2 separate regions of the Homo sapiens genome follow, and region 2 is linked to region 1. Evidence: chromatin loops called from intact Hi-C (ENCODE). Cell type or tissue: Calu3. All regions are shown on one strand. Links, peaks and the distances in the headings refer to the core of each region. The heading gives the core; the rest is flanking DNA.

The links. Hi-C counts contacts between places; a loop is a spot of excess contacts. Peaks named below come from ENCODE experiments on the same cell type or tissue, not always from the same donor. Only the 100,000 strongest peaks of a DNase experiment are listed, where the experiment ranks them.
Region 2: a loop joins it to region 1, with 12 times the contacts of the local background. A loop is called at or near these places in 1 of 110 quality-filtered maps.

Annotation. Positions count from the first base shown.
Region 1 is chr12:126,870,819-126,878,605 of GRCh38, forward strand. It overlaps LINC02372 (long intergenic non-protein coding RNA 2372), which reads right to left and starts at 3,872. Exons shown (of 3, transcript NR_033970.1): 1 at 3,639-3,872; 2 at 2,508-2,686. It overlaps LOC105370061 (a long non-coding RNA gene), which reads left to right and starts at 3,986. Exons shown (of 3, transcript XR_945511.3): 1 at 3,986-4,162. In Calu3, for the core only: a CTCF peak has its summit at 3,800 (motif pointing left); a DNase peak (open chromatin) is centred at 3,763.
Region 2 is chr12:126,743,530-126,751,316 of GRCh38, forward strand. LINC00944 (long intergenic non-protein coding RNA 944) reads right to left here. Exons shown (of 5, transcript NR_033878.1): 2 at 4,402-4,598; 3 at 2,732-2,803. It overlaps LINC00943 (long intergenic non-protein coding RNA 943), which reads left to right. Exons shown (of 4, transcript NR_038256.1): 3 at 1,241-1,359; 4 at 1,477-2,727. Among named protein-coding and RNA genes, the nearest start is that of LINC00943, 10 kb to the left of the region's middle. In Calu3, for the core only: a CTCF peak has its summit at 4,210 (motif pointing left); a DNase peak (open chromatin) is centred at 4,182.

The DNA.
Region 1 (7,787 bases), core at 1,734-6,733:
AAAAATGCAAAAATTATCCAGGTGTGGTGGTGCACCCCTGTAATCCCAGCTACTCGGGAAGATGAGGCAGGAGAATCGCTTGAACTTGGGACGGGGAGGTTGCCGTGAGCCAAGACTGTGCTATTGCACTCCAGCTACCACAGACTGAGACTCCATCTCACAAAAAAAAAAAAAAAGTTTAATCTGAAAAGGCATAAAGAGGTTGAATCTCTAAAAAATTAACTTTCCTTTTTCCTATGAACCTGAGTAAAAGCTTTTTTCCAGATTGTCCCCATTTGATGATAAGACAAACAGGACAAATATTTCTTACTTTCTAATCAGGAGCGCAAATTACCTAAAAACTTAGCATTTTAGTGGCTGAGGCCATGGCTCCCATTTTGCTCATTTGCATTAATAGCTTGATTATGTATATGCGTAGGGGCAAGAGTTTTGCATGGGGCCAAGAGTGAAAGATGCTACTGGCTCAGACATGCAGAGTTCTGGAGACGTAAGAAAGACTCAAGACCACTGAGGAGTTGCTTGGATCCCTGAAGATTGCTGCAGATGTTTCAGGATTGGGGGTGAGTTATTTACTAAATCTTTTACAAGCCATCCTGTTGGCTATGCGGGCACTTCATGAAACTGTCAGCGTCATCTTTGCCATTTTGGCAAATGCCATCCTTTGTCATTGGTATGGAAAGGGAAGTCTCAGTTGGATGTGTCTTAATGATCAATGGCTCCCCTTTTTCCAAACATCACAGGTATCATATAATAATAGACATAAAACTTAAAAATTGTCTTTATGAAACCAATCTGTGAAGCTGCATGCTTTTATGAGTCTAAAAAGCTGGCAGAAAGTGATCCTAAAAGGCTGGGCATGGTGGCACTTTGGGAGGCTGAGGTGGGCGGATCAAGAGGTCAGGAGTGGCTGGGCGCGGTGGCTCACGCCTGTAATCCCAGCACTTTGGGAGGCCGAGGCGGGTGGATCATGAGGTCAGGAGATCGAGACCATCCTGGCTAACAAGGTGAAACCCCGTCTCTACTAAAAATACAAAAAATTAGCCGGGCGCGGTGGCGGGCGCCTGTAGTCCCAGCTACTGGGGAGGCTGAGGCAGGAGAATGGCGTGAACCCGGGAGGCGGAGCTTGCAGTGAGCCGAGATTGCGCCACTGCAGTCCGCAGTCCGGCCTGGGCGACAGAGCGAGACTCCGTCTCAAAAAAAAAAAAAAAAAAAAAGAGGTCAGGAGTTCGAGACCAGCCTGGCCAACATCATGAAACCCCATCTCTTCTAAAAATACAAAAATTAGCCTGGTGTGGTGGCAGGCCCCTGTAATCCCAGCTACTCGGGAGGCTGAGGCAGGAGAATCGCTTGATCCTGGGAGGCGGAGGTTGCAGTGAGCCGAGATTGTACCACTGCACTCCTGCCTGAGTGACAGAGTGAGACTCTGTCTCAAAAAAATATATATATTTAATATATATTTAAATATATAAAATATTTAATATTTTAATTAATAAAATATTTAAATATATATATATCACTGGGCGTGGTGGCTTATGTCTGTAATCTCAGCACTTTGGGAGGCCAAGGTGGGTAGATCACTTGAAGTCAGGAGTTCGAGACCAGCTTGGCTAGCATGGTGAAATAACATCTCTACTAAAAATAAAAATACAAAAATTAGCAGGTGTGGTGGCACACACATGTAGTCCCAGCTACTTGAGAGGCTGAGGCATGAAGATCTCTTGAACCCAGGAAATGGAGGTTGCAGTGAGCTGAGATCATGCCACTGTACTCCAGCCTGGGTGACATAGTAAGACCCTGTCTCTAAAAAACAAACAAAAAATCTAAATTTACATAATTATATATGTAAAGATAATTTAGGTAATTTAGGGGAAACTTGTTCCCCCTAGAATATAGAAAGTCTGAGCCGCAGATATCAGCATTTTATCTCCAGATCTCACTATGCATGTATGCCATGTAATAAATGTGGTTGCAATAAAAGAAGAAAAAGTGGAATTTGAAAATGAAAAATGGCATTCATGAAGAAAAGTACACCTTTTTTTGACTTTTGTTTGCAAAGTGCATGCACTACATATCAGATTTTTAAAATTCACATCGTTAGTATGCATCAATGATCTCTTTATGAATTTGCAAAATTTAGATAAGTTATGGTGTCATATTTGCTGTGTTTATTTTTTAGATTTTTTTAATGGAGGAAAATTTGGAGAAGGACATGACCTGGGCCTGTGTTTCATGGGGTGCCCTTACTTGAGACAATCAGGACACTATCACTTTCCAGATGGAAAATAATGATCCAAATGCTTTAATGTCCATTAGGGAAATTATCCTTCCAGCCCAAGAAAGCAATCATGTTATCAATTCATAATACTGGGGGGTCTTCATGTTCTATGAGATGTCTTCAAAATGTCATTGCTACAGTAGGTCATTTTTTTACATGATTTTTAAAAATTTTATTTCAAAATGTAGGCTTATCTCTTTAGGTTCTACAAAGGATGAAACTATAGAAAAACCTTTTTACATATCTGCATTGTCTGTAGGAATAAGCCACTTTGCAAATAGTGAGATGGATGTTACGTCTTAATTTCTTGTCCATGTGATGATGAATTTTTGCTCCTTTAGATGGTTTAATTCACTCTTTATATGATGCAATTCTCTTAATTCTCTTTGCTGCTTTCTTTGCACAAAGATACTGTGAAAATATAGAGAAAGAGGTAATTCACGGTTTTCATTTTTCATTGTTACACTTGGAACTGAAGTGATCCATTACTTGATTTTGAGAGAGACTGTAGACCTAAGTGTTTAAATTAAAAGAATAAAGCTTCTAAGATAAAGCTCTTGCTATCTTGGGTTTAGCAAAGATTTCTTAATCAGATCTCAAAGTTACTAACAATAAATTAATAAAATAATTGAGCTTATAAACATTTTTAAAAATACTTTTCCTGATCCAGGAGAGAATTGACTTAAGAGTCTAACACCTTTTAAAGTCTGATAAGAAACATTTACAATTTATCCTCTCTGAGCCTGCTACCTGGAGGGTTCATCTGCATGATAAGAATCTTGGTCTCCACAACCCTTTATCTGAGCCCAGACCTTCCCTTCTTTGGATATCTGGTCTTTAGATAACCTCTTTCAACCAATTGCCAATTGGACAATCTTTGAATCCGCCTATGACCTGGAAGCTTCCACTTTGAGTTGTCCTGCCTTTCTGGACCGCTGATGTCTTCGGTCTCCCTGGAATGTACAAAGCCAAACCGTAGCCTGACCACCATGGGCACGTGCTCTCACGACCTCCTGAGGCTGTGTCACAGGCATGTCCTTAACCTTGACAGAATAAACTTCTAAATTGATTGAGTCTTTTCTCAGATACTTTTTGGTTTACAACGTGAAATACATTATGCTTCCATTACACTAGTTATCATGGGAAAACACCTCAAAAAAATAAAAACAGACCAACAAAAGACAATAAAGACCTTTGTGCCGTCCATTATTTTTCTGTCCTAGTATTTGTGGCCGGGTCAAAAACAAACTAGACAGGGACCCTGAGGGAGGGAGATTTCGCTGACATCTGTAGGTAGGATCAGGCTTCCAGGGCTGCAGAGGGAAGAGCTTCAATAAGAGGAGGGAAAAGCAGTGATAATGACCTTCATGGGTCCTCTACTGCCGACTGTCTGGGCTGCAGTGCCCTGGCACATTTCCTTGCAGAGAAAGGACAGCAGGAGTGGGCTTCCTGGTTCCCTTTCTGTTTTCTCTGAGGCCAGCAGGTGCCTGGCGTGGCCTTTGCGCCCCCTGCTGGTCGTTCTGGCAGCACACAGCCTCCTGCCTTGCCAGTGTGAAACCCGGTGCTGTCTTGTTCCCCGGGTGGAATGCAAGAGAATGCTTGGGAAGAACTTTGTTACCCAATGAAGCCTCCTGGTTCTCTAGTCCCTGGTAGCCTGTCCTGGTTGCCAGGTGCTTGTTTGCATTCCAAGCTCCACATTCCCCAGGGTCCAGTGTAGTCTTGTGTCTAAGCTGGTGTCTGGCCACCAAAGGCAGGCGTGCAGGGCCTTGGCTACTGCGCTAGGTCTGCTGATGGCCACAAGCCTTTAGTCCCAGCTCTGCCTTAGCAATGGGGGTGTCTGAAGGCTCAGGGGATACACAGGTCCTCTAGGTTCCTGGGGAGATGATGGTAAGTAATCCTTCTTAACAGTCTTTAAAAAATACATAATTTAACATGGACAAAGCAAGTAATCAAAAGGCTATCTGACAAAGTGAAAAATATTGTAAAATTCTTAACACGTTTAACTAGATCATAAACCCAGGAAATCCTTGAGCTTCCTTCAAGACAGGCCAGCTCTTTGAGTGAGTTAGATACACTGGGTTTGTCATCAGTTAATACTAATCTGAATAGGTCTATCTCTTTGTGTAATGATAAAAGAGGCCTTGTTGAAAATAAGCCAAAAGGGAGCCCCCTCTCTCCATGGTGAAGTGTGTATATGGGTCATTTTCAAAGTTAGATATGGTTTCTGTAAGATGAAGCCTGGCCATTCTAAGTCACTTGAGTGAAAACAGCTTACGAGCCTGGCAGAAGAATAATTCACAACATAAGAAAACACTTTCTGATCTTTAAAAACATTGAAAATTTCTTTTACAAGAAATTGAAGGCTGGAAAGAAAGGGAGAAGGACTTGAATAGAAAGAAGGAAATTATTGGAATTCTAATGAATACAGAACACAAATCCTAAATGATAGATTTAGTTTAAGTGTCTGATGGAAACCTTTCTGAATATCACATATCTACCAGCCAATAGAAAATAATGTAGAAGGTGGAAATCTGAAATTCAATATAAAGAGTGGATTATAAAAGGAAGACCGCATTATCCATTAGGCAAAGACCCTTTTGAGAAACCTATCTGTGCTTTTAAAGTAAGCACTTTCTCCTAGAGGAAAAAAACTAGAAGACAGATAGTAAACCAAAAAAAAAAAAAAAAAAAGAAAAAGAAAAATCTAATAAATAAATTTCTTAGAACTCAAATTGAAAGCATCCTATGGAAGGAAGAATCTTTCCATTTAGAAAATGCTCACACAGAAAGTGAGAAAGCTTCTGCAGAAACTTGAAATGCCATCTGAACTTTATCAATAACAGACACATCAGGTATGGATTTACCATTTAACATTAGAGAAGAAACAGCTTGAAGTAAAAGGAAGCATCAACCAACCCCCTTCTAAGCTGGGGACTTAAGAAACAAGAACAAGGGAAATGAATCAGAATTAGAAGCACTTTGATTTGATCAAAACCTTTTTATCTCCCCTAAGGAAAGAAGCTTGCAATAACTAATTAGCAGCTCCGGCCACTGGAGAAAGCTCAATGCCTTGAGAAAAGCAAATGCACCGGAGAAACAAGTTAGATAGAGCTGAATTAAAGGTGAGCTTTTGGCCAGGCACAGTGGCTCACGCCTGTAATCCTAGCACTCTGGGAGGCCAAGGCGGGTGGATCACCCGAGGTCAGGAGTTCAAGACCAGCCTGGCCAACACAGTGAAACCCTGTCTCTGCTAAAAAAAAAATACAAAACTTAGTTGGGCATGATGGCGGGTGCCTGTAATCCCAGCTACTTGGGAGGCCGAGACAGGACAATCACTTGAACCTGAGAGGCAGAGGTTGCAGTGAGCTGAGATCGCACCACTGTACTCCAGCCAGGGCGGCTGAGCGAGACTCCATCTCAAAAAAAAAAAAAAGTGAGCTTTTATGAAGTGGTCCTTATATCCCTGCAATCTCCAGTACAGCTCTGGGAGAGCCTTCAGAGGACACAGTGATCCACCGATAACCAGATCTGGGAGAAGGAAAGATAACTAGCAACAGATGATCACTAAGTTGGAAAACTGGATTTTTCCCCCACCTCCTGTGCCAACAGTATCACCTTTTCTAAAAATCTTTTGTGCTTTCTCTCTGTAGCAAGAGGGAAGCAGGGAAAAAAGATATTTAAGAGTAGGTCTTAGTGTACACATTCTGCATAACCTAAGGATTTGAGAGCCCTTCACTCTCACCCCTCAATTCATCCAGTTTCAACAAATAAAAACAAGGAGGCAGTTAGGGGCCAATATAATTGCTGTTATTTGTGAAGTAAAGGGCATACCTAACTTCCAAACACTCCATGCCGTGCTTCAGGACTCTTAGAAAAAAAAACAATAATTGTACAGGCCATCCCTTCCAGAGATGGCTGGGGCCTCACTCCTGCTTTAGACTGGGTATTCTGGGTGCTGGCACAATCCGCAACCCACACTATGCCTGTACAAGCAGGGCTAACTAACAAAGGGCAGTGTGAACAGCTTCACAGTGAATGTCATATTAGGATTATTTTATATACCAATAACTAAATCCCAACCATTCTGGCTTAAAAACACACATACAAAGTTTACAATAAGAAATGGAAGTAAGGCCGGGCACGGTGGCTCATGCCTGTAATTCCAGCAGTTTGGGAAGCCTAGGTGGGTAGATCACCTGAGGTCGGGAGTTTGAAACCAGCCTGACCAACGTGGAGAAACCCCGTCTCTACTAAAAATACCAAATTAACTGGGTGTGGCGGTGGGCGCCTGTAATCCCAGCCACTCAGGAGGCTGAGGCAGGAGAATCGCTTGAACCTGGGAGGCAGAGGTTGCAGTGAGCCAAGATAGCGCCATTGCACTCCAGCCTGGGCAACAAGAGCGAAACTCCTTCTCAAAAAAAAAAAAAGGAAATAAAATTTACCTGGAAAATTTGGACTAGCTGACTGCTGGTATATCTTGAGCCAGGCCCTCAATGTCCTCAACAGTCTCCTAAGGAATTTGCCTTCTTTTCCCAAATTCTCTCTCTCTCTCTGTCTCTCTCTCTCTCCTGTATTGGCCGTATTCTCTCTCCATTTAGTAATGAATGTGACAGTGCCATGCTTTTATTCTACCAGTTTAGCAAATCATACTCAGACCCCACACATACACAGGTGAAGTGGAGCTTCCTATTCCTGACCACAGTGGTCACTTCAGAAAGAGGCACGTAATTGAATGCCTGCAATAAGAACCCTCCACAAAAGTTCCCTCCACAGGAACCATTAGGGACCACGTTCTTCTCTTGGAGGACTGGTAGTTACATGTGTTCAGTCACATATGCATTTCTGAAGCCATCCTTATAGGAAGGGCAGGACACATTCTGATGATCATGCCAATTCCAAAGGATTTCCACATGAAAGGAGAGTGGTCAAATGACAGTTCCTCAAAGGACAACATGGAAAGAAGTTGCTAGAAAAAAGGAGAAGCAATGATGGACAGGCAGAATAATCAGGCGGGTGAGGGGGTGGGTAAACAGAGTACAGAGAGGTGACAGTGTGGTGCCTCAAAACTGTCCTGAGAACTGGGCAGAATGGAAACTGTATCAAATGAGCCACAGTGCTGGCCCAATGCCACTGCAAAAATCTGGATTTTTCACCTCAGCAAACGACACAGATCGAAATTCTCCTTCTGACCAAGGTGGAGTAATCAAGACTAGATTCATGATCTCACCTGGAAAAAAACCAAAATTATATAAAATAATGGTTTTCAAGACATTAGGCATCAGCCAATGTAGGACACTGATTCCTAAGAGATGGGAAATGATCAAGGTGGATCCTACAAGGTGGATCCCCCCATCCATTGTCTAGAGAAGCTTTTGGATGAGCGAGGACCCAGTTGAAGCCTGGTGAACTTCCTGAGCTGGTGCCATGGAGTAGGGATTCTGGGGGGGGCCATGGCAGCTGATATTTGCAAGCAGAGTTAACAAAGATGAGGAAAGTTGCACCTAGAAGAAAC
Region 2 (7,787 bases), core at 1,642-6,641, 130 kb before region 1:
GGATTTTTCCCAGATTCTTTATTAATGGTGCTTCTGCATCGCTTTACCTTTTCAAGTATAAGTTACAGCAGATAATTCTTCTGAGAATGATCTCCTAAGGCATGTCTTCCTCTTTGCATTTTTATCTGGACCCTGTCCCATCTATAGGGTCACATTTTTTATTAGAAATGTTGCTGAAGATCCCCTCAAAATAACAAATACGTGTGACATAATTATATATGCTTTATGTATTTTACATATACACGTGTACACTTGTGTAAGGAATTATTAGTTTTGGTTAAATAGTATTTTATATATGCTGCTTCATATAACACATTGCAAATGCTTCCCGTGAGATTATATTATCTTCAAGTCATGGTTCTGATGGAGATTTAATATCCTATTTATAGCATGTCTGAACCACATTTATTTAATCATTTTAATGATGGATATTCAGGTTGCTTTCAAAGGCTTCTTGCTGTCATAAATAATGGTTACCATGAACATCTTGGCACATATATCTCTTTCCAAAATGTTTGATTATTTCCATAGAATAAGTTATTAGATGATGAACTAGAAATATACACTTTAAAAAGTATATCCTGATTTCTTTATGCAGTCCCTTATTAATTACCATTTAATGCTAATTATTAATAAAGACAATAGCAAGGGGATATTTATGATTTAAACATGCCAGTAACTCTTCTAAGTGCTTTAGCATAGGAGTTCATATGATGCTTACAATCACCCAGCAAGGCTGAATCTATTATCATCCCGTGTCCTATGTGAGAAACCTTGAATCACAGGAAGACGAAGCAGCTTGCCCAGGATTGTTCCGCTTATAAATATCAGATTCCAATTCAGGAACATGGCTACAGCATATTTGCTGTTTATTTGGTTTGATGTTATAAGTGATACTGCAGTTAATATGCTTGAGTTTCAATCTTTAGGCACCCTCAGTAGCAGCTATGTGGCATGACTTTTAATTTTTATAGAATGGAAGATTCTAGAAGTGTAAATGTTCTCCCACAGCATTATTCACATTTTAGTGGAAATGATGGAGATATCTGAATGTCTCCTTAACAGGTTCCCCAAGTAGATGCAACATAAAGGGATGATGGAAATAAGCAAGAAGTTCTCAAGTATCAGCATGCCACATTCCACAGGCGGGATGTCAAAAATAGTTTTGGGTGATGGGCAGCTTACTGTGCATAAGGTTTGCAAACAAACGATATTGATTCCTGTTTTTCTTTCCTTTAAGAAAAGGAAGAATCAACACTTTCAGAGATGGAGCCTGTTGAGCCACAGTACCAACTAGTCAATGCTGAATCGACTTCTCCCTTTCTACATTGCCTGAGAGAAGTCATTGGGGAATACTCTGTACACGAATTTTCACTGTTGGGGAAAACAGGTATTGGAAGTGATGGGTAGACCTCAGTTTGTATGCATTGTGTTAATTACTATTTCTTTGCTTTTCCTTTTTTTGTGCGGTTGCAGAGAGTCAAGGGATTGGATTGTGGATTGCATTGGTGGTTTTCCTCAGTTTCCTCATCTTCTCCACAAGTTTCTACATATCGAATGCAGAGCAGCCCTTCTTCAAAGGACCTCCTACGGAAGCTGCTAAGGAACTCAGTCTGTAGCTCTGCGTGGAGCCATGTGTAAACACTGAACTGAGACCTGCCACCTCCTACTACCTAAGGGCCCATTTTCATCTGATATCATCCCCCAGAAACAAACTCATGATGACTTCCATGTTTTTTTTAGATTAGATACATGGAGAATTTTCCTTTCCCTTAGAATTAAAATCCTGCATTCTAATTTTCAGTAAGCTTTTTTATTTCTGAATAATTTTAAATTTAAAGAGAAGTTGCAAAGATAGTATAGAATGTTCCCTTATACCTGTTTTTATTTAGAGTGATGTTCCCAGGAGAAATGATAATGCAGCAATGGACAAGAACAGGAACAAGAGACAGTCTTACCATCTTCTTACAATTTATAGATGGGACAGTGGAAAGAGAAGCCACATCGGGGTTGGGCATGCAGAGACCTGGTCCTAAATCTGTGTGACTTTTGCGAAATCCTTTTGCCTCACAGAGCTCTAGGTTCTTATCTGTCAAACAGGAACCAGACCATCAGATCCGTAGAGATCCAACCAATGAAGGAGACTTCGAAAACTTCACATTGCCGTGTCAATGTGAGGTTGCTGGATGGTTATGACAAGAAATCACATTAAATTCACTGGGGTAACATTGTTCATGAAACGGGATAATGTGTTTCAGCGATGAACCACCCATGGCCTTACTACAGACATATTTCCACTTTGAAAATGTGTGTGAGTGTACATGTCTGTGTGTGAGGCAGAGATTAGAAAGTGTAAATGTGTGCGTTTTCATTTTACACATCTTACATTTTCCTTTAATTTGTTTGAAAGCCTGTTTTGTTTGTGGCTTCCATTCCTGGAAGTCCCATGAGTTGTTAGTGGTGAAGATGGAACAGATGTGTCCAACCCGGGGGACTCCTGCCCTCAGGGACTGAGCAGCTGCAAACCTCTCTCTCATCTGATTCCACTGTTTCTTCCACATGTACACATCATGAGAAATATTGTTCAATCAATATCTTCCCTTAAATCAACTCATATGCTTATTTACATGAATTTACCTAAAACAGAAACTTGATATCACTTCTGTAAATGAAAAAATTAAACTTTCTGGCTTTAAATAAAGCATAACAATAATAATCATGTCAAAATTACCTCTCCAGTGTTATGAAGTTCAAGTTAGGGGTGAAGATTCCTGAAGGCCCTGGTCCTAGGTCATAGTTGTTCCTGATTAAAGGGGAGACGGACAAGTGTTCAAAAGGGTCAAAGACATAGTCCCCTCAATTGAGACTTCCTTCTGAAATTAATCAGAAAGTTTAAAAGAGAGTTCTTCCTCATTTTGTTAATTACTTTCACATATTAATATATATTAACATTTTATATGGTAATATGTTTTTGACATTCCCCTCTAAAATGTTCTCATGGGCTGGCAGTGGTTTCTTATATTATGGGAGCCCTACTCTTTACTGAATTTTGTCCTTCTGTCATAGGGTAAAACTTTTTCGTCTCTACAGAACTCTCTCCAAGTGCACACCCATAGATTGGTTTGCTTGTGGAATCCTAGCATATCAGAAATGAAGGAATCTCAGAAATTGTTTTCATCAAACACCTCATATGCAGAAGGCAAAATGAAGGTTCAGAGCAGAAATGATTTGTCCAAGGATGCAACACTCATCTGCAGCAGAGGGAAGCTGAGCTCTGCAGACCCACCTAGCACTGCAGAGGCAGCCCTCTAGGACAAGGCTTCATAAAAAAGTGACTTTATGAGTTGGCTCCATAAAAAAGATACAGATTAAGAAATTGTTTAAACAGTGATCTCTATATAATTACTCTTTTATTTAAAAGTATGGGCTGGGAGCGGTGGCTGACGCCTGTAATCCCAGCACTTTGGGAGGCCGATGTGAGCAGATAACCTGAGGTCGGGAGTTAGAGACCAGCCTGACCAACATGGAGAAACTCCGTCTCTACTAAAAATACAAAATTAGCAGGGTGTGGTGGTGCATGCCTGTAATCCCAGCTACTCGGGAGGCTGAGGCAGGAGAACTGCTTGAACCCAGGAGGCAGAGGTTGTGGTGAGCCGAGATCGCGCCATTGCACTCCAGCCTGGGCAACAAGAGCGAAACTCTGTCTCAAAATAAATAAATAAATAAGTATTCCTTTCCCAGTCTTTTGCTGTGTGGAGCCAAGATTTTTATTTGCAGAAGTCTGCAGGGCTGGTGTGATCTCTTTCAGTCATAAACCATAACCTTCCTAACGGGCCATCTGCAATATCCAGTTGTGTTTTCTCGAATGTGGGGAAATGACTTAAAGACACTTCAGAATCAATTGGAGGAAGGGACCGTTCCAGAGCTTAATTTTCCGTTGTGTTTTAGAGTTCTGTTGTCCACACCTAATTTGTCAGAAATGGTTTTAGTCATGTTGTTTTGTAGAATCTTTCCACAGCATTTATGCTCCTTTTCATAGAAGCGGCTCAATCTGCTCACGGATTTATATAGTATAGATTAAAGGAGGGCAGTGTAATAATGCCATAACAGAGGCTGGTACTAAGCTTAAAGCACCCCTGATGGGAGCAGAAATGCCCTGGCAGCTGGAGAGAGAGCCAGCACCTAGAGCGAGCGCCCCCTGCTGGCCATGGAGGGGAATGGAGGGTGTGGGATCCCCTGCAAGCAGGTTAAGTGGAGGTTGTTTCAAAAGCTTCTTCTCTAATCTTTCTGGATACTACAGATGATTTACATGAAACTCAGTGTGATGCTTTAATAGACCAATGAGATCAAGTTAACAAATAGATCCTAGAAATTATACTATTTTTAATGTTTGTGAAGTACCTGCTCAGCCAGGTGTTGATGGAGGACAGAGGATTAAGAGGAAGCCTTGAGTTACAGGGACCGAAGCAGCTGCTGTGTGGATTCAGATCTGGGCGATACCGCCCCAAGGCTCGTTCTTCCAGCATTTCTATCATTCTCTCTCTCTGTCTTATAGGCAAATGAGATGATGTTTCCGGGTCAATACATGACGGGATTAACTGGGATAGAGAAACGTGGTTTTAGGATGTGAGTCTCCAAAATTTCTATGGTTCAAATGTGGGATCTCACATGATGGTCTTGGGCAAAGAGAATATCATTGATTCTCAAGATTTAAACACAGGAGAGCCTCTCACTCCTCCCAAAGCTACGAAGGGGATGGAGATGGCCCAGGGACATTCGAATCGGAACTCAAGATCAGTATTGGAGACCCCACCCTGTGACATAGACATCATGGACAAGTTCCTTGAATGTTGGAGCTTTATTTTCCTATTTGATAAAATGAGAATTATAGCTTCTGTGGAGGGCACGGGGGTGGTCTCTGAGGATCACAGGAGATAATGCACATCGAAATGCTTTGAAAAGCATCAAGTACTGAAAAATGTCCAGCTTAGCTATTAGTAACAGTGACTGTGTTGGGAGTCTGGGCTTTCTCCTGTCCAGCTAGAAACACTTTTATTGTGCTATTTTTAGTGTTACACCTGCACATGCTTGTTTGAGCAGGTATTAATGGTATAAAGATGCCAGGCTCAGGCCCACAGTGGGCCAGTTGTTCTATAATTTGTTCTATAATAGCATAACTTGACAACAGCTAAATGCCATAAAATGAATTGAGGATGGGGTGTGGGGGTGAAGACACTGCCTAACTCCTCCCCACTGTTGGGGAATGATATCCAGCCTGTCACCCACTGATGGCAGGTTATGTAGGAGAAGCAGATCTATTAAAATAGAAGCACAGCTGCATGCCATGATTACTTCTCTAAAGTTATTGTCTAGCTCTGCACTTGATCCTCCTCTGATAATACTCAAGAAATAGAACACCAAAGTTTGCTTGTTTTAAATTTGGTAATTAACGTCTGTTTTGCTTACACTAATGGTTTCTCGCGGGAAGGATGCGTGCATTATTAAATGTTGCTTAAGGAAAAGAAAACGTTTTGTGTTGGTTAACAATTTTTGACTACAAATAATAGAAAACGATACCAAAGCTGGCTTAAGTAAAAAAGTAATTTAATGCTTTCTATAAATAATAAGCCAGGGGTAGCATGGCCAATTTATCCAGTAGTCTCAATAGACACCATGCCTGAGGCCCACTGTACTATTAAAGGGTTCATGAAAATATTTTAATTTTAATTTATTTTAAAATTAGAAGAAAAATCACTATAACAATATTTTAATAGAGTAGGAATCCACAAAGCAAAAGCTTCTGAAGCACCCAAAGTCATAACATAGCCCTGAGGTGTAGGCCTGCCTTCAGCCTTCATTTGCTATCAAGAACACACCAAACTCCTTTGACTTCCCCCTGCTCTCTCTTCTTTTTTATGCCATGCTGTTGACATTCAAAAATAGGCTTTTCCTTTGCCTCCTACCATCATTTACTCTGTTCACCCCACTCTAGCTCCCTACTCTCCTATTTCCCCATACTCCAAGGCTGTGTCTGCAGCAGGATCTCTGCCCTGGGTCTTCTCTCTGTCTGAAGTACGTTTCTTTCAGGTAACTTTCTCATTTTACTTGCTCCAGGAGTATTCTTGGCTTCTCAGAGAGACTTTCTTTTATATGTAAAAAGGATAATGAGGCCAGGCATGGTGGCTCACACCTGTAATCCCAGCACTTTGGGAGGCTGAGACGGGAGGATCACTTGAGGTCAGGAGTTTGAGACCAGCCTCGCCAACACAGTGAAACCCCGTCTCTACAAAAAAAATATATAAAAAATTAGCCAGGCATGGTGGTGGGCACCTGCAGTCCCAGCTACTCAGGAGGCTGAGGCAGGAGAATTGCTTGAACCCGGGAAGCGGAGGTTGTGGTGAGCCAAGATCATGCCACTGTACTCCAGCCTGGTGACAGAGTGAGACTCGGTCTCAAAAAAAAAAAAAAAAAAAAAAAAAAAAAGATAATGGATGAATCAGTGAAAGACAGATGCACCAGCCCAGACTTCAAAACCTCTGGATGTCAGCTTCCACGCAAAAGGGTGAGAATCTCATCTGTAGATGACCCAAGGGAGTCTCCCCAGCGCTCCTTAGCTCTCCCCAGTCAGTGCTCCTTAGCTCTCCCTGGCTCTCCCTTAGCTCTCCACGCCCAAGCCTGAGCCAGTCACTGTGGAGAGAGGCAGGAACACACTGCTTGGCTTAGCTGTTATTGTCTAAGTTTCCTCTGTTAGCAGAGGTTGGGTTCCACACGGGCAGAACTGAGAGTCGGAGAGGGATGGTTCTTCAGCGGGAAAGAAGATACAGTTACCAGAAAGGCAATCAGAGTGAATTTACCTGCAGAGCAAAGATAATGCCTGTTTCTTAATTTCCCACTCTAGAATTTTCTTTTGATTAGTTTTGTGCATCTATATTGCTTCACATCTTGATTCTGGTAGTTGTTCATATTTATCACAAATTAGACCATTGAACATTTTAATATTTTTTTCCTTAAAGTGAATTAGTAGCATTTGTTGTTTTTTCTTCAACTTTTATTTTACATTCTGGGGTACATGTGCAGGATGTGCAGGTTTGTTACATAGGTAAACGTGCGCCATGGTGGTTTGCTACACAGATAAACCCATCACCGAGGTATGAAGCCCAGAATCTATTAGCTATTCTTCCTGATCCTCTCTCTCCCCCGCCACCCTGCGACAGGCCCCAGTGTGTGTTGTTCCCCTCGATGTGTCTAGGTGTTCTCATCGTTCAGCTCCCACTTATAAGTGAGAACATGCAGTGCTTAGTTTTATGTTCCTGCATTAGTTTGCTGAGGATGATGGCTTTCAGCTCCACCAACGTTCCTGCAAAGGACAAGATCTCTTTCCTTTTTATGGCTGCATAGTATTCCATGGTGTATTTGTACCACGTTTTCTTTATCCAGCCTATCATTGATGGGCATTTGGTTTGATTCTTTGCGATTGTGAATAATGAGTAGCATCTATTTTAATTTTGAAAATTAAAACAGTTTTATAAGTAAAGGAGACTATACAGACACATAAAAAGAATAATGTTTTGACATGTTTTGGAGAGAATTAGTTTTAATGAAAATGAGAATGTGAGAAACCCCAGGAATTGATTTCACCTTGCAACTGAAGAGACTATGTTATCATAATAAGGAAGATTGTGTTGTCACAGCATTTTGTTGAGATCACTACTGGATTTTCTGAAGCACTTTGAGATAGAAGAATGTCTCCCCAGGGGTATCTGCAGAGTCTAAACTTATCAAAAGAC